3 separate regions of the Mus musculus genome follow, and regions 2 and 3 are each linked to region 1. Evidence: chromatin loops called from intact Hi-C (ENCODE). Cell type or tissue: left cerebral cortex. All regions are shown on one strand.

Evidence for each region. Peaks named below come from ENCODE experiments on the same cell type or tissue, not always from the same donor. Only the 100,000 strongest peaks of a DNase experiment are listed, where the experiment ranks them.
Region 2: a loop joins it to region 1, with 4 times the contacts of the local background. A loop is called at or near these places in 4 of 42 quality-filtered maps.
Region 3: it touches region 1 in a loop (5-fold over the local background); 14 of 42 quality-filtered maps call a loop at or near these places.

What each region holds. Positions count from the first base shown.
Region 1 is chr11:114,063,684-114,071,683 of GRCm38, forward strand. Sdk2 (sidekick cell adhesion molecule 2) reads right to left here and starts at 3,346. Exons shown (of 45, transcript NM_172800.3): 1 at 2,120-3,346. The coding sequence starts at 2,195. In left cerebral cortex, CTCF peaks have their summits at 1,243, 3,470, 4,902, 7,403 (motif pointing left) and 1 weaker place; DNase peaks (open chromatin) are centred at 1,329, 2,258, 2,702, 3,358 and 3 more places; H3K4me3 peaks cover 3,506 bases; H3K27ac peaks cover 966 bases.
Region 2 is chr11:113,943,524-113,951,523 of GRCm38, forward strand. All of the region lies in intron 1 of Sdk2 (sidekick cell adhesion molecule 2), which reads right to left. Among named protein-coding and RNA genes, the nearest start is that of Gm51929, 94 kb to the right of the region's middle. In left cerebral cortex, no CTCF peak of the experiment used is centred here; DNase peaks (open chromatin) are centred at 4,237, 4,306, 5,318 and 7,061; H3K27ac peaks cover 435 bases.
Region 3 is chr11:114,279,824-114,287,823 of GRCm38, forward strand. No RefSeq gene overlaps it. Among named protein-coding and RNA genes, the nearest start is that of Gm31318, 20 kb to the right of the region's middle. In left cerebral cortex, a CTCF peak has its summit at 3,587 (motif pointing left); DNase peaks (open chromatin) are centred at 3,589, 5,113 and 5,614; H3K27ac peaks cover 1,024 bases.

The DNA.
Region 1 (8,000 bases):
GACCCTGTGCCCTAACCTCACCCAAGCCCAGCATTGCCCCCCAGGTGGAGTGCAGAAAATTTCTTCCCACAATTCTCTGCAGGGCGACAAATGGAAGGAGGGGGGCAGTGCTGGCAAGCAAACATTCGAAGAGCCAGAGATCATAATCAGACAGCCTAGCATCGAGGGAAAACAGCTACCAGAGTGTGTGGGGGGGTGGGGGCTGCGGGGGTACGGGGTGTGGGGGGCCACAAAGGTGCTTCTCTGATCCTATCAGGAGAATAGAGCTCTTCCTGGGAGAGGCATGGGAACGGGGAGCCATAACTTCAATAAGACACTGGCACCTTGGCCTCAGGAACGTGGGCAGCTGTGGAGGTAGCTGGGACGTGACCACTCTGAAAGGTGCTCTGGAGACACCACAAGGGCGTGGTCTTAGATGGGAGACCAATTGGTGAGCTCCCTGTCCCCCCAAGGCAAGTTACACAGTCCTGTTGGAGTCCGCACTAAAGTGGAGCTGAAGGGTTCCACACGAGCTACCCCTCAGAAACCCCTCCCTCCACGGCCAGCTCAGAACAAGCTGGCCAGGTACCCAGAGTGGAGGACAGCCCATTCCAACTCTGTCAGGGCCACTGTCCTGGGTCCCCACAGGGTGAGAACCCTACAGGAGAGGCTACAGAGGTACCCGTTAGAGAGAGAGACTCAGAACTCACCAGGTCTCTGTCTCTGACACCTACCCCACATATCAGAGTGCTCTTGGGCAAGTCAGCTCATTGCACAGGGCCTCAGTTTCCCCATCAGTTAAATGGCTACTAGAATTCGATGACCTCTGAGGTCCCTGCCTACTGGAAGATTTTATGATCACTATAAAAATAATAACTTTTATTGCCTTACATTTATGGCGCTCATTAGAAATTTTCGAAGTGCTTTTACCTAAATTGCCTTGTAAAAAGTCCTCTCCTCAGCCCTGTGAGCGACAACTGATCGTTTTCATCTCTGATCTTGGCTCTGAGGATTTCCTGACTTGGGACAAAGTAGGGACCCTTCTTTTCCGAGGCTCTGGGACCCCAGAAGTGGAGAAAGGCTCTGTAGGGGGATTGCGACGCCATCCCAGTCCCTACCGAAGCCCTGAAGCCCCTGGCTCTTGGGTAGGTCTGGCTTCTCTGTGAGCCTGGAAAGCCGAAGGAAATCTAAAGCTGAACCGATGAGTCTGGGGATTCACTCTAGACTACTTCTCCCTTTGCCCCCAGCAGGCGCCGCTCGGCCACCACGGCCACCACCATCTGGATCCTCGAACCCCAAACGCAAGAAAGCTCGGGTGCAGCCGCCGCCGTAGCCTACCATGACCCTCCAGGGGACCCCAGAGACGCGCGGGCATCCGCTGCAGGAGGCGGGGAGGGACAACCCCATCGCACCTCCTTTCAACACACCCACTGAACACCCACTAGCCCTTCCTCACCAGGCTGTCTGCTCTGGGCCGCTACAGATCAAAGCAGCAGTGGCCAGGCATCCAGCTAGTCCTGGAAGCTGGAGGCTGGGGCTGCCCGTTGGGTGTGTCGGGGTGGGGTGGGGGTTGGGTCTGCCGCTGTCCTCGCCGCTGGGCTCCGGGACCATGCCGCCAAACCGCCCCAGCTCTCGCGGCCACGGCCGGCCAGGCAGCCAGGCGCGGGCTCCCATACATGGCTAACCAGAGTATCTGCTCTTGAGGGGAAATCAAGCGGGCACCCTGAGCCACCACTACGGCTTCTTCCCAGCTTCTGCCCGCCCCATCTTCTCGCCCTGGGACCACACAGTGCCTGCCTGCCATGGTTTGCCCTTCCTTTCGGACGTCAAGCAGGACCAGGAGCTTAGGGAGTTCAATGGAGCCAAGACACAGAATGACGCGCCCCTCCTACCCCGACCAGAGAGTATCCACAAAGGTCCACCTCCCCGTAACCTCACCTTTCCGGTCCAGAAAGGTCAGAAGTATCAGACACTGCCCCACCCCAAACAGAGCTCCAAAAGTCGAAGAAGCGGGGAGCATTGAGACGTACAAGAGATGGTCCAGCTTGGGCCAAACGCGGTGTCTTAGGGGGGTTACCTCTCTTCTGCCCACCCAAACCCCTTCTCCAGTTCCACGTGGAGAAAGTCACCCATACCGTACCTTGGGCCCCGGCCGAGTGGATCCGATGCAGGGCCAGTAGAGTCCAGAGCGGCAGCCTCCACATGCTGCTGAACATGCTGACCGAGGGGTCCTCTAAAGTGCCCCCTCTTTGCGAGTTGCTTTATAATCCTTTGGAGTCCCGGGAGACTGTGTGGTCAAGTCCTGGACGCTATGCCCGTAGGGGCCGCACCGGCGACCCCAAATGCTTTCCCCTCTTTCTGCGCTGGCTATTCCGTAAAGCGAGGGGGAGAGCAGAAAGAGGCCAAGCCTCCTCTCAAATTCGGGGTGCCTGTATCCCTTAGCACCCCGACTCAGACTACGTCTCATAGGCAGGGCGACCCCTGCGATCCGGCCTGGTCGCTGGATGAGCTCCCGAATCAGAGGACAACTTCAGGAAACTTCCTCCTGGTGGCCACGTTGCCCGCCTCCCGCCCCTCCCCGCCCCCTGGTTGGGTTCTCCCGGGCCGACGTAGTCACCGCGGTTCCAGGCGCCGGGCCCCTGGGACTTGATGTAAGCGGAGCACAGTAGCAGGCGCGGGCGCCGGGTGTCTTTTAGAAGGGGCGCAGGGCTCGGGGGGCGCGGTTAGCATAACGGTCCGAATCTCCCCGGAGCCGAAGTTTTCTTCTCTTCTAACTTTGCAGAAGGCATCTAAGCGGGGCCGAGCCACCCTTCTCAGCTCCACGGTCCTCGTGCCCAATTCAGTGATTTCGGGGGTACCTCCCCTGGGGCTTCGGTGCGGGGCTCGCCCTAGGCTCTGAGCACCTCCGGCTAGCAAACTTTGCGGGTCCCACGGCCCGGCGCGCAGCCCCGTGCGCCCATGTCTGCGCCAGCTGCGGGCAGGGATGGATGCCCGGTTCGGGTACCCGGCTGGGCGGCCCAGGTTCCAGCCAGCGCCTGGGCACCGCGCCTCTTGCGGGCGATCCTGAGGAGGAGACCGGCGGGTCCTGCTCTCCGCCGCACCCGGGATGGAGCTCGGCGCGAGCCGCACCGGGAAAGCCCTGCCGGCAGCTTTGGGATCCGGGGTTTCGGCGCCGCCTCGGCCCCCCGGCGTTTTCGCCCGGCGCGGGGACCCGAGTCTCCACGGCTGCTCCCGCGCCTCGGCCGCGCCTGCTGCTCGCCCACCTCGGCAGCAGCTGCCTCGCAGAGCCTGGAGCTCTGGGCTGCCCGGGCTCAGCGTCCTCAGAGCTGCTCTGCTGCCGAGCCTGAGAGTCTGCCTGCGCCGAGCTGGAGCTGCGGGGGCAGCGGGAGCCGGAGACGAGCGCGGCGGAGGCGGAGACGCGGAGAGGGGGGCCGAGCGCTACCCCGTGGCCGCGACTGGAGCGCAGCCTGCGCGCAGGGAGGGGGCGGCGGCGGCCCCGAGCCAGGCCCGGGAGCGAGCCCCGCAGAAACCCAATCCGTGTGCGCGGCCGCGGACGCCTGGCGTCTCCGGGACCCACCGGAGGGCAGTAGCGCGGGCTGCAAGCGAGCCGCTCTCTCTGGCCCGGTCTTCTAGCTTCAGCCCACCCTCACTCCTCCCTAGAAGGCCTTATCCCAGTCTCCCATAGGATGAAGCCCCCAGTACCCCTCTGGATTCGACCAGGCAGAACAGTTTGGGAAGGGTGTGTGTGTGTGTTGGGGGGGGGGGGGGTGTCAACCGGTTGATTCCAGTTTTTCCTTCCCAGGTCAGACTCTTTAAAAGTCTGGAAACGCTCAGGGCGGAGAGCAAGATAAAGGGGAAGCCTGGGACTTGCAGAAGGCTGAGAAAGTGAAGTTGGTGCCAAACTCGTGCGTTCTTTGTTTCTTCTTCTTCTTCTGAGCTCCCCCTTTAAAGGCACATTAGCAGCAGAGACACAAAGGAGAGAGCCAGAGGGGTCCTCCCTCGTGGCCCAGGGAAGGGAGCAGAATGTACCTTCTAGTGTGGGAAGGCCAGGAGCTGGAAGACCCCTTTAACAGTTGTACTTACAGGCAACAGACGCCTCTACCTCCGTGGGCTCTTTTCTCTATTAAAAATATTAAAAGTAATATTTTGCGGCTGTGTTGGCGTAAAAACAAATATATTACTACATATTAAAACATTTTCTTTCATTTAAAAGTTCATTTAATTTTTCCCCTGATTTTAAAAGAAATTAAAACAGTTCCGTGGGTTTCCTAAAAGACGGTGTAGTCCCTGGCACTGAGCCTGCTGGGAAAAAAAATCAGTCTTGCAAGGTTGGTATTTCGGCTGGAAAAGGAAGGGTTGAGGCCCGTCACCTTTGCCAGCTTTTCTCTTCATGCCTCCAGGGCCCAGGTCTTCGGAGACACACCCCTGTGGTCTTCCAGTTCTGGTCATTGCCCTTCAGGCATCTCACTGACTTCGAGAGCTCTGCCTCATCTTCTCCAGTCCCCAAGCCTCTTCTCATCGCTATGGACGCAGGCACTGAACACCTCTCATCGCTCTACTGTTCTCTCCTCACCTGCCTTGGAAGAACAGCTTTGAGCATTTAGTGGAAATAGACGAAAAACCTAGCCTGCCTGTCTTCAGCTTTACATTCGTCCACTTCAAACCCTGCTTTTGTCTTTCTCCCTGGCAGTCTGAACCTAGTCCGGGCCTAGGGCTTGTTATCCGACTGAGTTTTTGACTGAGGAGTGGCTTTGGGGATAAGCAGCCTAGATCTCTCCCCCTTAGGTGGCCACGCCCCTCCCATCTCTGAGAAACCCAGATTCTGCCTCTCTACCCCCAAGCCCCAGACTCTGAACTACACGCTTGAGAGCTCAGGCCCTGCCCATCCCATCAGAAACAGCTGTTCTTTAGGGTGTTGTTACAGGGCTTGCTCACAGAGGGGGCCTGAGAGTCAGTTTTGCAGCAATTGCTTCTTAGCCAGCAATCGGAGCAGAGACACTGTCTGTGCCCTTGGGCTGGAGTTCGTGTGGGTACCAACGTCTGAAACCTTGGTGGATTTCTCCATTTGGGTCCAGTGCCCAGACTTGTAACTGCAAGAGTCTGAGCTAGCTGCTGCTCAGGTTCCAAATAGCATTTGTGCTCATCCTAAGAGCAGACCTTCTGAACAGGCAAGTGTGTCCTTACAAATCTAGACGCTTTATCCCCGGGATAGGATGAAGAAAGGGAGGGTGCTCTCCTGTCTTTGTGGGCTGTCTTCCATGCTCATGTGGTTAAGGGGAGTCCTTATCCCCGAAGCTCTCATCCAGCCTGCCTCCATCCATCTGGAAAAGAGAGAGCATGGCGGGTAGGGCGGGGAATCAGCCTATGCAACCACAGAAAGGTAGTTTTCTTTTTATCCCTCTGAGAGGAACTTGTTTCTGGAAAAGCCACTTGCAGACACCATTCCCCTGTTTTTGGTGCCCCTAGAATAGTTAGAAGGTCACAGGAGGGCTAGGAAGCGAGCTCAGTGGATAAATCATTGGAGCTCCTGAGTCTTATACGCTCCCTGAGAACCCGCCTCACAGAAAGCCAGACTGGTGGTGCTCATGTGAAATCCCTGTGCTAGGGAGGCAAAGACAGGTGGATTCCTGGTGGTGTCTGACCTGCCAGTCTAACCAACTTGGTCAATGAGAGAGCTTTTCTTAAAAAGCAAGGTGGACAGCACCTGCGGGTAGACAGCTGAGGTTGCCCTGTGGCCGTCACTCAAATGTAAACACACGTGAACCTTCACATTAGAAACACACACACACACACACACACACACATACATACACACACACACACACACACACAGAGAGAGATATGCAGAAGGTGAAGCTACTGTGGGTACCCCACCAGGAGGGTCTGTGTGCCTTTTTCAGGCTCTGCACCCCACTCTGCTCCCAATGCCACCCCCACCCTTTCGCTTGGACTTACAGATACAGGATACAGCTCTCCTGCAATGCTCTGGGGACAGGCTGGGTCTCCTCCTTTATTTAGATCCCATCTCCCTCCACCATTAGGATTAGTCCTTAGGCAAGACTTTTCTCCCTGTGTTTGCCTCTGAACCTAGACCGATGCAGACAGCAGCAGCAGAATTCACTTCAAAAGAGAAGGAAGTCCTGGCTGCTCCAGAACACCCCCCCCCCCAGCAGGTAAGTGGGTAAAATGGTACCTCTCCTAAGAAAACGCCCACGGCACACAAGGACCACCTCTCCATGGTTAGCGAATGGGTGTTATTTGCCGGGGAAACTTTATCACAGAGGGGACGCATCACTACTGTGTCCAGGAGGAAGACAATGGCTGGAGTAGGTAATGGGGGGCCTGTTTGCTATCACAGAAGATTACCCCCTTCTCTACTCCCAGCCTTGGACACGGAGCCCAGCCTCTGTTCCCTTCCATATAAACAGAGCTCAGGATAGGTCAGGCAGAGTCAGCTTTTTGATGTGGTTACTGTGTTAAAAAAATTTTTTTTTCTGTTTCAGTTTCTAGCATAACAGGAGCTAGAACAGAGTGTTCAATTACAGGATCAGACTGTGTGTTCCATGAGCACTGGGTGGCATCAGGGACCAGTGGGGACACCCTGGAGGCACAGACGGACGCTTCCACTCCCAGCACACATAGTCGCCCAAGTCCTTCACTGTCTGTGGGGGCTGCTGCTCAAGCTGCAAGGCTCCACCCCCAGCTGTGAAGCCCACGCCCACGGCTGTTTAGCTGACATTGAGAAGGCAGAAACAGTGAGCCAAAGAACCAGACATCACACCATTCAGAAGAGAAATGAGGGAGCAGAGAGGAGCCAAGGCCGAGGCGATCCGCAACCTATGGATTTTCAGAACAAAATTCAAGACCCTGTATATTCTTCCCAGCACCACGGTTTCAGCGACTCCTTCTTGGATTAGAGTTCCCTGTCCACTAGAACTCAGGGTGCTGTAGATAGGGATAGGTAGACTCTCCCCCCCCAACCCGCCCTCCCCCATGCCACGAGAGTAGGGACCTTCAGAAAGCATCATTATCTTACCCAAAGGAACTGAGAAAACAAGTTGCCTTGAAATACAGGTATATTAGTGAAGTTTCTCATCACGGTGACAAAACACCTGCCAGAAGCAACTTAGGGAAGGGGAGACTTATTTTAGCTCATAGAGTCAGCGAGAACAATCCATCACGGCAGAGATGAGCCTGGCTGAGAGGATTTCCTGGGTGGCCATGGGAACTTGGGTCGTGGGTCTTGTTCACATCTTAGGTAGATCAGGAAGGAGAGAGGGAGGGAGGGAGGGGAGGAGCTAGCGCTCCTGGGATATCACCTTCAAGCCCACCCCTAACCTCATCACCACCCCTACCTAACCCCAGCCACACACAAAAGTTCCAAAGGTTTTACAACCTCTCAGAGCAGCGCCACCAGCTGGGGATGGAGAGCATTGCATGGCAGGGGTGGCCATTTCCCACCTTAACCGGAAGAGGTTATTCTTAGTAGTAGTCTTCCATGTCGGTCTTTTGGACAATAGAAAAAAGGAAAGTCGAGTAGATGTGGCCTTTTAATCCCCTATAAAAAGAGGAAGGCTCTGGATCTTGGTCAGCTTGGCAGCCATGATGAACTCAACAGACAGGGTTACTCTAGCAGCAGAGACTTGCTTCTCACAGGGTCCAGAAAATCCAAGATCAAGGTCTTGGCTGATTTGGTTTCTACTAAGACTCTTCTTGGCTTAGCCAAGTTGTGGCCTCTTTTCTTTCCTGAGACAGGATTTTGCTGTGTAGCCCAAGTTTACTTCAGACCTGCCAACCTCCTGCCTCAATTTCCATATGCTGGGATTACAGGCTTGAGTGATCACACCCCGTTCCTCCTCTTCTTATAATTCATTATATTAACCCTGAGGATCGAATGGGGATGTAGCTCTGTTGGCAGAGTGCTTGGCTAGCAAGCATGAAGTCCTGGGTTCAGTTCCCAGCACCATATAAACTGGGCATGGTGGTATACATCTATATTCCAGCACCCAGGAAGGGTGAGG
Region 2 (8,000 bases), 120 kb before region 1:
CCCTCCGCATCACCTCCATTTCTTTCTGTTGGGGAGTCTTGTCTGGTTCTCATTCTTAGCTTCTGGATTTTAAAACCTCCAGGGAAGAAGGAAGAGGACCCACTGGGCCTTAGCCAAAGGGAATGTAAACTTCACCAGGAAAACACAGAGTCTGTGGTATTGGGGAGATGGCTGTTATGTGGGTATGAGGACCCGAGTTCGAATCTCCAGCACCTACATAAAAATCCACGCTTTGCCATGCACCCCAGCACTGTTGGGGGGCAGAGACAGGAGGAGACCCCAGGCTTGATGGATACCAGCCTAGCTCTGGGTTAATGAGAGGCTACCTTTGAAGAGGATAAGGCATGGAGTGACAGCTGGCTTCTCAATGGCTTGCTTTAGCCGCCATGTTTATCCACGGGTGAGTGTACCTGTATACATACATATGTGTGCACACACAACACACGCATATGCACAAAAGGGAAAAAGGAAAAAGAAAAACAGGGAGTTGGGGTGACATAAAGCTTCAACGGACAGAGGGCTCCCCCACCCCCAGCTAGAAAATACATCGAAGGCAGTCTATGTAGTGATCCCCTCCATCACCAGGCTGCTGCCCCCAGCCAGCCAGCTCCCTCAACCTCCCCATTCTGCCTGCCCAGGCTGTGAGCCGGAGTAGCTGCTGCACTCCCCTGCAGAGTCATTGTATCTGTCTGGCCTGGCGGTAGCCACACAAAACATGAAAGCTCAAAGTTCCTTCAAAAGGAGTAACGGGCTTGGGCAATGGCTCGGGATGGAGAGGGGCCTTTGCCCTCTGGCCACTGAGGAAGAAGACAGAAGTGAGGCATGGGATTGGGCCAGGGTATTGGAGGAAGGATGGGGAGGTGGAGGAGGGGGGAGAAGAGCTCCCTGCCTGCCTTTGCATAACCAGCCTTTGGGGTAGGGCAAGGCTGAGGGCAGATGTTGACATCTGGAAAGATCAGTAGATTGCTAGTCCTCACAGGTTCTACTATTTTAGAAGTTTCCACATATGCTCATTTGATCCTCATAGTGGCCTAATGACTCCAGGGAATGGGGCATATGTTTTAGAAAGGGCACAGTGAGGTCTGATCTTCAGAACTTGTTGGAAATCACACAGCAGAGAGGAAGTAGCCAAGCTGTAGAAGCGGCTACCTCTTTCAGGGAAGCAGGGCTACTTCCCTAGAGAGATACCCGGACCAGGGCTTAGAGGAGTGGGTGAGCAGAAGACGAGAACCAGACTCTCCGAGTTTGTGCTCTGGGCCAGGTGTCAACAGCTGGAGGAAGCATGCTACAGAGAGCGACCTTCTACAGTTACTCTAGAGAGACCCCAAAGGCTTACTCAGGACCTTCCTACACACCACTGAGGCACAGACACAGGGTCAGATCCCATCTTCCCAGCTACATCTATAAGCTCCCTGTAGGTCTCAAGGGCTTAGAGTCACATAGGCAGTTGCCAGGAGGGTAGCGTGGGTGTCCTGACCTCCAGGCCAGTGGCAGAGGCTCTAGTAGCATCTACAGACCACCATCTTGTATTCACCCCACGATTGGCCAGCTGTGTGGTGAGGACAAGTGCTGGCTCTTTAGAGTCTCAGTTTCTCCATCCGTGGACACAGAAGAGAAACAGCAGGCACAGGCGGAATGAAATAATGACTGTCACAGTGCTGGCCCAAGCCTTCTTCCGAGGACAGGCGCTCTGCACGGGATCATCCATTTCTATGAGAGTGTCTGTGGCAGGGATGGGCGCGGACATCCTCAGAGATGGCCTGGGTCATGCTCCAACCCCACCACCCAGAGCCTAGAACTAGAAAAGCACCTGGGAGCCTGCTTTGGGACCAAGGAAGAGATCAAAGGAAAGGAAGATCAAGGGCATACCGTCAGGGGCTGGGAAAGGATGCTCTGAGCCCCTTTGCACACTAGATCTGATTCTAGATCCCCTTTCAGGTTCTCGCAGCCTCAGACATAACCAGTCACCGCCAGGTTCACCTTTTGCTTTCAGGTCTCACCTGGGCTCAAGGACTGATTGATACCTCGGTAAATGTTATAATAGGCTCTTGGGGGACTAGTCATGTAGCACCCCTAAACCTTATAGCTTATATACCCAGTGTTATGAATGTGTAAATTGCAGTTGATTTTGGGGGTCTTCCTTGAGTTTCTGCCCCAGAGAACAAGACTGAGGGTAGTTTGAAGAGCAAGCACTGCCAAGGGTCTTTTTGTGCTCACCCCCTTAGCCCTCTTTACAGCCCTCCTGTGAATGCCCTGCCTATGGAGCAGTTGATGGGGCTGGGAATGCAGGTCAACTGGGACCATGCCTGCCTGGGATGCAAGAGGCTCTGGGTTTGATCTCCAGCACTGTACAAACCAGGCACGAAGATAGGCACCCGTCCTCCCCGCACTCAAGGGGTAGAGGCAGGAGGATCAGCAGTTCAAGGTCCCCCTTAACTACAAAATAGCTACTGAGTGAGGCCAGCCTGAGCTACATGAGACCTCACATCAAAACCAGACGGAGCAGGTGAAAGAGTGCCTCTTTTGGATCACCAAAGCAGAGTCCTTCTGAAGGTGACTGAATGTGTCTCTGGGGTTCTGGGCCATGGCTGTCTGGGTCAAGAGGGGCTAGCAGGTACCTGCTGGCCAGGGAGAGTTACCTGCCACCTCGGGAGGCAGCCAGCGCTGCTCTCGGCTTAACGACTGAGCACACTCTCACTTCAAAGCCACATTCATATTCTCCTGAAGCTTTCAAGAGCCCTTTGAATCGAGTTTTTGAAAACCCTGTTTGAGGCTGTCATTGCTCGTTTGTTTTAAAACAATAACATTCCCGGCCCCGAGTGATTAAATCCCTTCCTTGGATGTGGGCTGACTCAGAGCCAGCATTAAGAGGAGGAGGAGGAGGAGGAGGAGGAGGAGGAGGAGGGGGAGGAGGAGGAGGGGGGAGGAGGAGGAAGAGGAGGAGGAGGAGGAGAGTGTGTTTGTACACACATTTGAGCACGCATGCTCTCTGCACCTAGACATCTAGCATCTGTGGGCTCCCTCACGAGCCACTTGCTCCAGGACTGAATTTACCAGCTCACTGCCCAGACCCCAGGAATGAACAACCTGGGCCAATGCCTTGCGCTCAGGTGGTTTGATTTCAGTGTCTGCTGGAGATAATGGCCTTGGGGGATGAAGGGGAAAAGATACTGTGCTTGCACACCTGCTGGGTACCAGGCCAGGTCTTGGTCCTCCCCATCCGTCCTCTCATGTTATCCTTCTGAGGTGACACAGAGGGACTGAGGCCCAGGCCACTGCTCTGAGGCCACCCTTGCTCTAGCTCTAGTGTTCCTTGTCCTCTGGATATGGGGATCCTGGGAGGGAAACCCCACCCAAAGGAAACACTGGGAAGTGCACCAGAAAGTAGGAGCTGGCTGGGAGCTGGGATGCGTTCCACCGGAGGACTGATGGCTGTGGGGGGTTAGTTGTGTTTGTGTGTGCAGATGTATGTACATGTGTGTAAACCAGTATGTGTATGTCTTTGTGTGTATCTGACATGTCTGGGCACATCTGTCTCCTCCATGTGTATCTGTACATGGACAACTATCTCAGGTCTGTGCTGTGAGTTCCCAGGAACGTAGAGACCATAGACTGTGGAGATTGTTTATCTTCTACACACCACTTTCTTTAGCTGTAAGCTGGGGGCATGTTTACCGTGAAGAGTAAATAAATGAGTGCAGGATGCTAATTAAATAAACAGATAAGCACACGCTTAGGAAGGGACAACCATTGCTTCTGTATATGGATGGGCACATCGTGTTGGAGAGAGACGCACACACTCTGTTAGCTGAGGCTGGTAGGTCTTCTCTGGTTTTGCTTTCAGATGAGGCGATACTCAGCCTGTGGGACTGTATGTCCACCACAGCCCCTCGAGTCAGTGAGAAGGGTAACCGTGCCCAGAGAGTTCTGGGTAAATAGAATCAACAGTATGAGCATGTCACTCTTCCAAATCTTTCCTCACTTTGAACCCTCTCCAGTTTTTATTAAAATATTTAAATTGACGATTACGAAGATGATCATATGCGTATGTGGGCGGGTGCTCCTGTGTCACAAGCATCGCGCCGTGGAGATGAGAGAAAGTCAGTTCTCTTCTTCCGCCGTGGGCTCAGGGATCAAACATCTCCCATCAGCCTCTCGAGACAAGAACTTTTACTCACTGATTTCACTTGGCCATCCGTCGGCTCCCTTTTTACAAAACGAGACAGACCGATTCTAAAGTGTATATAAAAACAGCCACAAAAACTAACAACTGGTCCTAGAGACAGGGCTCAACAGTTACGAAAGAGCACGTGCTGACTTTGCAGAGGACCCAAGTCTGGTTCTTGGCATTCATGTTAGCCAGTTCATAACTGTCTCTAACTCCGGCTCCAGGGGACCTGTGATGATCTGTATATGCTTGGCCCAGGGGATGGCACTATTTGGAGGTGTGGCCTTGTTGGAGTAGGTGTGTCACTGTGGGTGTGGGCTTTAAGATCCTACTCCTAGCTGCCTGGAGGTTAGTACTTTGCTATCAGCCTTCTGATGAAGATGTAGAACTCTCAGCCCCTCCTGTACCATGCCTGCCTGGATGCTGCCATGTTCCTGCCTTGATGATAAGGGACCGAACCTCTGAACCTGTAACTCGGCCCCAATTAAATGTTGTCCTTATAAGAGTTGCCTTGGTTATGGTATCTGTTCACAGCAGTAAAACCCTAACTAACACAGGACCTGATGCTTCTGGTCCTTGGGGTACCTGAGTTCACACACACACACACACACACACACACACACACCACTTAAAAAATAACATATTTTTTTAAAAATCTAAAACCAAGCCAAAACACAAAAGTCTGGACAATGGGAGAAAGACTACCCTAGCTATTAAAGTGTAAGCAGAACTGCACCCACTCAAACAGTGTGGTCTTTATGCTAAGTTTGATGAAAGGGTGGTCTCAGATTCTAGAAATAAACCCAAATACATAATAAGGACTTTCAACGTATGAGGAGTGCTGAATTCCAAATCAAGGCAGAGGTGAGGGGTGGGGAGGAGCAATTATTTAGCATACGGCTTTGGAACAGCCAGAGAGCCATGTGGGAATAAAATATAAAATTGAATATCCTTCCTCACACTTTACCTCAAAATAAATGCTGGAGAGATTGATGTTTTAAACATGAAAATGAAATTCTAAAAGAACTAGGCAGGGGGTGGGGTGGGGGAATGGATGAAATCACAAAAATTTAAAAATACACAATGCTGGTGGATTTAAGTTCCTGCCAAGTACTTTCTAAGTACCACGAGAGCTCCAGACGGTCAGGAGACAGACGATGCCTTCAACTCCATGAAAAATTCTTTAGAGGGAAGAGAAAACCCACACACCAAAAGCTGCAGCACACGACAGACCGGGGGAAGATATTCTCGACACTTAACGCAGAAAAGATCTAAGTGTCCTGAGGAAAAAATGCTCCCAGCCGCCAGGTACAGTATCACAACACCTTTCTTCCCAGCACTTGGGAAGCAGAGGCAGATAGATGGATCTCCAGAAGTTCAAGGCCAGCCTGGTCTACGGACTGAGTTCAATCCATCCAAGGCTACATAGTGAGACCCTGCCTCGAAAAACTTGTTTTTGAGAATCTGTAAGATTGCACGAGCAGGAGAACCGGGGAGAGGGTGTGAATGGTCCAGAGGGGAGATGGAAAAAGTGTGGGGATGTTTGAGCTCATGAGCCACATTAACTGAGTCACAGCAGTAACCTCTTTTCCTCACTGGCCAAAGTGTGAGAGTGAGGGTCCAGTGGGCTGGTGTGCAGGGAACAGGTGCCCAGAGAGGCACACCCCTCGTGGGGCTGGGGCCTGGTATGCCATCTCTGGAGTCACAGCCCTCCCATCCCTCCAGCTTTCCAAAGGCAGCACCTCTGTCCCCGCCACTTACGCATATGTGAGAGGGCCGTGTCTCAGAGCTGGGACACAGAGTTTGAAACGCCTGCGTTGTTGATGCAGAGGGCACCTCGGTACAAGAATGAGCGTAACTCCAGCACGAGGCTTCTCCATAAAAGGTAACCCCAGACCAACCTTTGAAAGCCCCTATTGAGTAACAAGTGTCGCTTACAGAATCTGCTATCGCTTGTATAGAAGTTGTCAGAATCTTATTTACTTGCAGTCAGGGTTTCATGTAGCTCAAGCTGGCCTCAAATTCATTCTGTTGCCCTGGGTGAACTTCTGATCTCTCTGCCTCCACCTCCACAGTGCCATCGTGCCATGCCAGGTTGATTTGGTACCAGGGACCAAGGGCTTTGTGCCTAGCAGACAAGCAACCAACTAATTGGGCTCCAACTTCCAAGCCCCTTGTGTATAAAAATGTACTTGCTGTATAACTATAGGCTTTTTCTAGGGAGTGAAGCATTTGGGAAAACTGATTAGTGGGTGTGTATCTCGTGTGCCTGTGCACGTACATGTGTGTGCACACATGTGCTATTCCTTCACTCTCCCCCCCCCCCCACCCGACCCCCACTCTATCATTTCTATGCTGTAGATCCTGGCACATGGTGTTTACCTGTGACCAGATGCACGCATCCACAGGCATCCATGGGTGTATAGGTGCAGTGAGAGCGGTTGTGGGTGAGCCACACTGAGGACAGGGGAAGGACTGGGGACAGAAGAAGGCCCTCTGTGTGTGATTCCAGGGTGTCACACAGCTGGAGGCATCCCTGTTCTTGAGCTCTGTGAATGACCCCCTGCCTGCAGAATTCTGGCAAGAGGTCTTAATGCTAACTTCCTTCTCATTTCCCTTAACAGGTCAGGAGGCCCCGACTGCCATTTCCTTTTGACATTGTCACTAAATACCCTCATTGTCACCCTTAGATGCTAGGCTGAAAGCTAAATAGCTCCATACAGAAGCTAATCTCAATTTAAACTGCCTCCTTCCTTTATCCCCGCTCTGCAACATAATATCATCTTTCACCTGATTGGCCAGGCTCCCTCTGCCTCATCTTTCAGGGCTGTCTACTTCCTAGCTTGGCCTGGGAACCACACAGCTCCCCTGGAGCCATTCCCGCTGGGAATACTGGCAGAGGGGAAACAGGGGTGAAGGCCTCTGCCAGGCTCCTAATTGGCCAAGGACACCCCTCTGCCCTTTAGAGCAAGTTTCAAAAGCCACTGAACAGAGACAAATTCCCTTTCAGACCTGAATGCCCTCAGCTCCTTCTCCCTTCCGGCCTCCTAATAGGAGCTCAGGCTAGCCAGCCTGTAGTGCCTAGGAATGGATAGGAAGCTGTGGCTCTGAGACACACTTTTCTCTTCTGAATCTCTCCGTCAGTCACGTCTTTCCTGGACTGACCTCCAATGGCCTCCGGAGGGCTGCTGGGCTTGAAGTCTGTACACTTGAGGCAGGGCTGGTGAGTTCTGGGGGAGAGTTCCAGGTCAGAAACAGAGCAAAGGCGCAGGGTCCCTTAAGCCTCTCCTCCTCCCAGACTCTACAGTTTTATGTTAGCTCAGGTCTGTCATAGAGGCAGGCTAGGTTTGCATAAGTCTGTATGGGGCCTTCCCACAGTGCCTGTAGCTCTACAGGTCTGTTGTGAATGGAAGCTCAGATATTTACATGTGGAGTGGGGAGGGCTAGTACCAAGTCTAGGCTCTATCTGAACCCAGGACCAGGAATATCATAGCCCAAGAGGAGGCTGCCAGGGCTCTGCCAGCAGAGCGTTTTGGGGTACACAGAGCCTAGGATGCTCAGCAGGTATTCTCTGCTTGGGACCCAGACTCCCAGCTGTTTGTCTCTCTTCCACTTCCACATCTGGTACACCTACCTGCCTGCTCCTATCCCACCCGAGCCAGGGCCTTGAACACCCTAGGTCCCCCCACCCTCTTGATGCACTCCCATAAATGAGATGCTAATCAATGCCCCTCCCTTGCCTCCTGGCAGATGCCTGGTCCCACTTGGCCTGTTGCCGCCTGCATGCCAAGTACTTCATTAGCCAGGAAAGAAGGCTTTTGCCCTCCTTAAT
Region 3 (8,000 bases), 220 kb after region 1:
TCTGGCTCCTAGATGCTCACAGACTCCTCTTTCTACCCTAACACTCAGAACAAAGGTCCCAGACCCAGGCCTGAAGACCATCTGGATTCACTATGCTCCTGATGCAGGCCAAGAGGAGGGCTTGGGGCTGAGCCTCAGGGTCACATCCTCTGGGTATCAGTTGTCTAGAGTTCACAGTTTCCAGGGTCTTCCCTGTTCATTAGCTCAGAGCCACCCATAGCAGCTATGTACCAAGTAGTACTTCAGAGACTCTCTCTCTCTCTCTCTCTCTCTCTCTCTCTCTATATATATATATATATATACACACATACACATATATATGCATGCAGCTGCCACCACTGCCAAATTAAGATGCAATGAACCACTAGCTACACTAGTGGAAAACCCAACAGAAAACTGGATTCCTGGCTGCAGAGAGGCTGTCCTATGGGCCTAGACGTGCAGTTCAGTCCCTTCGATTCCACTCAAGGCTCTGAAGTTACCTTCCACTCACCCATCCCCTTGACTGAAGTTTTTCTGCAGATCTCAGTGTTCTGGAGACAGAGGCTTGGGTATACATTTTGCCATGCACTCCCTAGATTTCCCTGAGTGGCTCATATGCCCATTTCACATCTCCCCTCCCCATCCCCAAAGCCTGAAAGCAAGAACCTCAACCTCTAGAGAGAATTACAAAGATTCATTTGGTGAATCGTGCTGGCAGTGGTAGCCAGACATGGAGTCCGCCCCACCCTGCCACTGCTCCAGGGGCAGCTCCATCAATCTCTAAGAGCCACTTCTGCCTCAGCTCTAGAGTGAGGAGGGAGTCTTCATCTTTGTGTCCTTCTGAAATAGTGCAGGCACGGGCTGGGCCCTCAGCTTCTCCCTCCTAGATCCTGGCAGCGTTGGGACCTCAGAAAGATCTGGGCAGAAATGCTTCCAGCTGACTCGGTGCGAAGGAGTCAGCTAGCCGCCATTCACTGTCCCGGAAGGCATCACCGCTGTGGAAAAGCCCTGGGGTTCTCATCTCACAGTCCCGTTCTCACGCAGGAGGAGGATGCTTCACCTTACCCTCGGCACAAGTATGTGTCTTCTATGTCTTCCTGATTCTGACTAATTTCTTAACTCTATCAGGGTTCTGGTTGCCAATAACAGAGGCTCACATTGAGGGAATGTTCTGGAAGGATATTGGAACACAAACTATTAATGTGAGGATGGGAAACAGGTGGGAAGTTGAGAGCAAGTGGTTTCTAGAAGCTGGGCATCAGAATCTGTCTGAGACATGGCACTTCTAACACCACAATTGCTGGACCATTGCCTCCACGGGCCACTGAAACAGAAGACTAACCTACCCCCACAGCTTCTCAGTGTACACACGCCAAAGTCAAAACCAGAATGTAACGATTGGCCAATCCTGGTCACCTGACTAGACTCTGGCTATTAGGATTGGCTGTTGGGACTGGATAGGCTGGGTCACATGGCAGCATCAGGCTGCCGGATGAGAAGGTGTCCGTTTGTTGGACTGGCAGTGGGTTCAAGGCTGTCACTCACAACCCTGCCCACGGGGCAAAGTCTGCTCTCTGTCCTTGAAGCTCCTCCCTCTAACCCCTGCCCAGTTTCTCTGCGGGCGGGCTGGGCTGGTGCCCTATTAGCAACTCACCCACGTTCTCCACTTAGGGCAGATAAATTGGAAACCTCCCCTGGGGAGGAAGGATGGCAAGGATGGGCTCTATTACAAAGCAATATGCTGAAGGGGAAGAGGGCCATTTGGACAGGAAGATGGAGCCGGGAAATTTGGCTTGTCTCCCTGCGTCGGGGGCAGGATTGATTTCATTCATAAATACTCTCGTTGATCTTGAGCTCCAAAGCAGGCTGTGAAGGCCGCTAATGAGTCCCCTTGACCTTCCCTGCACCCACCGTCACAGACACCCCTTCCAGACCTCGCCCTGGTCTTCCCTTCTTCCCAACTTCAGCTATTTAAGGGATGGAGTAACCTGAGAATAAAGGCCAAGCAAAGTCTTTGAACTTGGTGTGAACCTCAGTATCCCCGGGCCTGAGCCAACCCCTTAGCCTTCCCTTTCCTTCCATCTTCCTCAGTTCCCATCCCCTCTTTAATTAAGATGGTGTTTCATGAGCCCAAACCGAACTCAAGCACACTATGTATCAAAGATGACCTTTAACACTTGACCTTCCTGCCCTAGTCTTCTGAACACTGGGCGTGGCTGAACAGCCCAGCCAATCAGCTTTCCCACCGGAGTCTTCCTGTTTAGAGGTTCCTCTCAATAGCACCACCAACTGGGGGCCAGACCTTCCCCACCCGTTAGTGTAGCCTAATGACCATCGCGTGCCCCTAGCTTTGTGCCTTTTGTAGTACGTAGCCTTGAGCTCTGAACACCTTCCACACGTATGAACCTGCTCCTCCCAGTCCTGGCTGCAGCCCATCTCAGCCACCTTGTCCTCGCTGACAGATGAGGGTAATTGGTACCCATTCTCCAAGGACCCTCTCCACGTGGATCTGTAGACAAAGGATTTCAAATTGATTTAAAGCCGGTGTCAGGCTGGCTTAAAGAAAAATCTCCACAGAAATTAGTCAGTTTAACATTTGGGAGCTGCTTAAGCAAAAATCTCCACTGGGTGATCTTGGGGACAGCGCCCTCACCCTCCCTACGAAGGCAATGGGGAAGCTGAGGTGCTAGGAAGAATAGGGATACCTTCTCAGTTTAAAGGACTGGAGTAGGCATTGCCCAAGGATACCAGGGGACCATGGCCACTGCCCTTAGAGTCTGTCTCTGCCGGGGGGGGGCGGGGGGGGGCTGGGGGCTGAGATTGGCTTAACTGATGGCTAACTCACTTGTTGGCTCAAGTGTCATCCATCAGGCCAGACGAGTACCAGTGTGGGCTGGCCCTGATCATCTGCTGCCTGGATTGTCTCACCAGATGCCTATGTGATGGTCCAGGCTCCAGTCCAACCTCATCCAACCTACCCTGCCCAGGCACCGGGGCGATCTGCCCCCAGCACAAAGCCAAACAGGCTGCTCTCTCAAAGAAGGCAGTGTTGTGTTGCCTCCATGACCCACAGGCTACAGACTTTCACTCTCTGATGAGAGGAGGGAGGAGTTTTGCTCTGTGGAGCTGCTGGGGTCTCTGGTTCATCTCTCACACTCCATAACTCCAGGATAACGTACACAGAGGCTCGGAGTTTCTCACACTCTTCCCTCTGGCCGAAACACCCCACACCTCCTCCCTCCTCCCACACCTCCCACCCCCACCCCCACACTTCAGGTATACTATCAAGGCTGCTTCTCTCCTGAAACATTCATTGCAGGCCATCACCCCTTGCACAGGGCTCTCTCAGAAGGGAGGTCACTTCCCCTCCTATGCATCTGGTTCAAACACTCTTGGTGGCTTCCTTGTCAACTAAGGCAGATAGGAGCGAAGCCCAACTAAAATACACCTTCACATTCACACCTCCAGGGGCCTACATCCCCTGCCCCCCCCCCCCCCCCGCCCCAACAGTTCTTCTGTGAGCCCATCCATGGATTAATCCATCCTTGAGGTTAAATACCCTCCATAATTCACTTACCTCTCAATGGCGCCACCAACTGGTGGTGATGGGGACACTGCCCATCCAAGCTGTAATACCTAGGATTCCACTGGAGACTGTGGTAGGTAACCCCCTAAAGGTAGGCACAAGTTTCTGTGACTCGTGATTATGTGGCTCACACCTGGACTCTATGGGAAAAGATATATATATATTTTTTTTTTTTTTGATGTAACCAAGAACTGTGAGGTGAGCTTAATCGAGATCACTGGGATGCCGCCTAAGGAGCATAAAAAGAAAGAGGAGGGAGGCTGGATCTCTAACATGTCAGAGGAGCAGAGGCTCTGTGGCCCTGGGCAGAGAGGAGAGGTGCAGCCGCTGTAAACAGGTATAGGCAAGGATGAGTCCCCTCTGGAGCCTCCAAAGGGAGGGGGACCCTGGTCACACCTCAAGTTCAGTCTTCTGGCTTTCAGACCAGTGAAAGAATGACGAGCCCCGTTGTTTCAAGCCACCGAACTTCTGGAAATGTGTTAGAGCCACCACTGGCCACTCATACAGAGAGTCCCAAGAGAAGGATGGAGCTTGCGAGACTCTGGCCAAACTCCAGCAAGGAGAAATCTAGCTGCTTGAAACCCTTACCGTGGACGGGCATCTTTTCAAGGAACGGAAGAGGGGTCTGCCTATCCCCCAAGAGAGGCCTTTTCTTGGGGCAGGACGAGCTTTTCTTTTTCATCCCTAGGCTCGTTGAGGGACTGATGGAATGAGGATTTTCATCTCGAGGCTCAAACCACCAGGATTTCAAAGCTGCCTGCTTCTCAGGGTTAAAGTTCCTGGGCAGGAAGAAAAAAAAATCTCTGTGAAAAGTTTTCTGAGGCCAGGGAAGGTGGTGAGTTATTCCCTTTGAGAGATTTCTTTTACATGTTCACCTCTGAAGTAGCTAAATGAACGGAGCTGTCGGCGTGCTCGGCGCGCTGGCTGTAACGTGTCCGTGAGGTACCGGGGGAGCTTGTTAAAGGGTAGTTCCCGATGCATCCAGCCTAGGCCTGGCCCCGGCTGGGCCTGAGAGCCTGCATGTGTAACAAGCTCCAGGGAGACACCCAGGCTGCTGGCTCACAGGACACAGGACTGGCAGGTTGTGAGTCAGTGACAGGGCTATAGTCTGTTGACTCTGAAGGTCACTCACTCTGTATCCACCAACTCAGCTGTCATGTCCTCCTGCTAAGGAGAGGGAAACTGAGTGAGGGGAGGGAGGGGTGTCACCTAAGGTCTCAGAGTCTCAGAGTTGCATGGGGTTATTAGACTGAGCACCATCCTGGGCTTGTTGCTGCGGTGATGGTGACGGGGAAGATGGAGGCCTTTCCTTTAAGGGTAAGAGCCCTCTCTACCCTTCGGCCTGGCAGTTAAACTGCCCATCCGCCTCTACATTTTGAAACACACGTCAGCTGCCAGGCTGATCGATAGGCTCGCTCATCTGTGAGGTTTGAGGCTCTCTCCACAGATGTAATCAGGGCTCCAGAGACGTCCTGGCAGCGGGCACGTGGGGAGGGAGCGCGGCAATACGTTTAATCAAGGAGCAGATGGGGAGCTGATAGAGTGTGTAGAAAAATCAGGTTTCTGTGATAACATTCTCTTCCCCCACTCAGCCTCCGCACCCCCTGGCTTCTCCATCAGGACTCCCGGTGCCAACTCCAGCCCTGCCCTTTCCAAAGATGGTTCCCCCCCCCCGAACTCCAGTAGGGCCCCCTTTATAGAGATATGAAGCTTGGGAGTGAGGAGAGTGGATTGGGGAGGGATGGGTTGCTGCATTTGGAACCTAATTCCCCTCTCTAGGCAGGAGCCTGGAGAGGACCGGAAGCCAGGATCTAACAGACTGAACACTAAGCACTGGAAAAGGCATTGGAAGAGCTACCAGCCAGAGCCTCCTGCAGCTGGCAGAGAGGACGCTGGGCTGGTGGCCTGGGTACTCCATTCACAGGCTTGCCCCAACCCAGTGTCTTGCATTATGGTCCCAAGACAGGATCTATGGAATGGTTGTCACCGAGGGTGGCTTTGTCCCCAAAGAACATTTGGCAATGTCTGAAGACATGTTCTGATTGTCACGACGAGGGTGGGAGGGTTCTCTTGGCACCCCGTGGGTACAGGCTGGGGAGGCTCGAAACGTCTCCACAACACAGGACAGCCTCCACAGCACAAATAGTCTTCCCAAAATGTCAGCAGAGCCCAGCTGAGAAATCCTGCTCCTCGGAGAGCCATCACTGGCCACAGCTCTGGTTAAACCCACTGACCTGTCTCCAGGTGGGCGTGTCTGGCTCCTTTCCCCACCCGTGTCCATTTCCCAGGCTAGCTCATGGAATCTGCTCAGGGACACGTGAAGTGCATATATGTCCATGTATACATACACACACTCCAAGTCAAGTGCCATTAAATGGGCTTGGGCCTTTTATTAGTTCTGGGGAATCTGTATATAAGTAGAGGTTGGGGGTAGGTGGGGAGTCTTTTCATCTCCCCCCACCCCCCTATCCCTCTCCTTCTATGCCCAGCCCTTTCTGGTGCCTTAACTTTGAACCTGGCTTTGTTCTACAACAGATGTGTATAGAGAGACCATATCTGTTCCATGTCCCTCTGATTTGCAATTGGGCTCTGTCCCTCCTGGACCTGAGAGTCCAGCTACACAGAGGGCATGCTCTCTGCCTTGGGAGATCATCTTCCAGAACAAGGTGGCCTCCTAAGGCAGTTTCTTGGAGAACCGCACCCACCCCACCCCCCCCCCCCCCCGCCATCCCAGATCTGCTCCCTTAGTCGGGTTAAGGTCTCCGCATGGTGAGTTACTTGATAGAATCCATGTCTTCTCATCCCTGTGGGGTCAGTGCATCCAAGGCACTGAGCTCAATGTGTTTAACTAAGGTCTTCTCTGCCATCTCCTGACTATGTTTTTATCGACATTTGATAAGTGAGAAACTGAGTCTCAGCAAGGTTAACAGAACAACTGTGCTGGAGGTCACACAGCAGGTAAAACAAAAACAAAAACAAAAACAAAACAAGATTGGAGGACTTGACCCCATAGGTCACTGCAAAGACCAGTCTCTCAGGATTAGGCTCCTTGCTCTGTCTCCTTGGTAACTCCTTGAAAGTGATCCACACACCCACGGCATCAGTGTGACCTAGGACTTGTTAGACACAGAGATCCCAGCACTGCCCTGAATGTAGAACTGGATATGAGCTTTCCTATGGGAGATCTCAGGACTCACAGATGTGGGGATGAGATGGTTATGGGATTCCCTGCTGGAGGGCAGTGAGGCTGGGGGTGTGAGCAGGACCCCCAAAGCTGGCCATCCCCTGTGCCTAGTAACTGTATCCCAGCATTCTCTCTTTGGTTACTCAAGAATGCTGACCTGCAAGCTGGGGCGCATGGCTCAGTGGGTAGAGAGCTGGTGCAAGCTCAAGGGCCTGAGTTCAAATCCTCAGAATCCTACATAAAAGCCAGGTGCAGCGGCTCATGTCTGTAATCCCAGAGTGGAGGTGTAGAATAGACAGGGGTAGATTCTGGGATTCACCAGCCTAGCCAAATTAGAAGGTTCCTGGTTTGGTGAGGGATACTGTCTCAAAAATTACAGGGGAGATCAATAAAGAAAGATATCCAATGTCACCCTGCGGCCTCCATTAACACACAAAGGTTGATTGCACCTGCACACACGTATACACACATTTCACGTGCACACAAGGATACTGACTTCTCACTTGGAAATCTCCTCATTCTGCTTCCCCAGGGAAGGCCGCTCCCCTCCTCCAGGCCACAAGTACAGCTGCAGATGGCTGATCTGGAGGCACACACAGGCCAGCCTCTACTCCCTGATACCCTCCGCTTGCTGAGAGCTCCCCCTCCCCCACCCCCTGGTCCTTGCCTTTTATTCTTATCAGCTTTTTGTTTCTGTTTGGCATGACCGCCCTCCCCTCTCATCAGAAACACTTTCATCTCCCATTTGAGCTGGGACCTAAGGCTTCTCCAAGACTCTGAGTGTTGTTTCTATTACCAATTAGACTATAAAAGTGCAACCATTTATCAAAGACGAATATAAAGTGGCTCCTGGGCGGCCCGATAGAGAGGACATCACTGCAAACCCCAGAACATCCTCCAGTGGGTAATGTGATTGCTGCATGATACATGGTGGTTGCCCCTGTGTGGTCAGGAAGCTGGGAGCACATCCTTGCATCCCTGTGTACGGTCCTGAGGAAGCAGAGGCTGGAGGAAGCGGTGGCTCCTATAACCCTTTGTGTAATTACAGTGGAGAAGCAACTGAGCAATTTGGCCTCTGTTGCTTCTTGCGACCCACCTCTTCCTTTTCCTGTCTGTACCACACCCAACATGGCTGATGCCAGTTGAGAACTCAAACCCTCTGGCCAGACTTATAGGTTTCAATGTATCCTGGAAGTTCCCTGTTGTGCTTGTACAGTGTTATGCTTGCCACAGACACTGCGTGTTTAT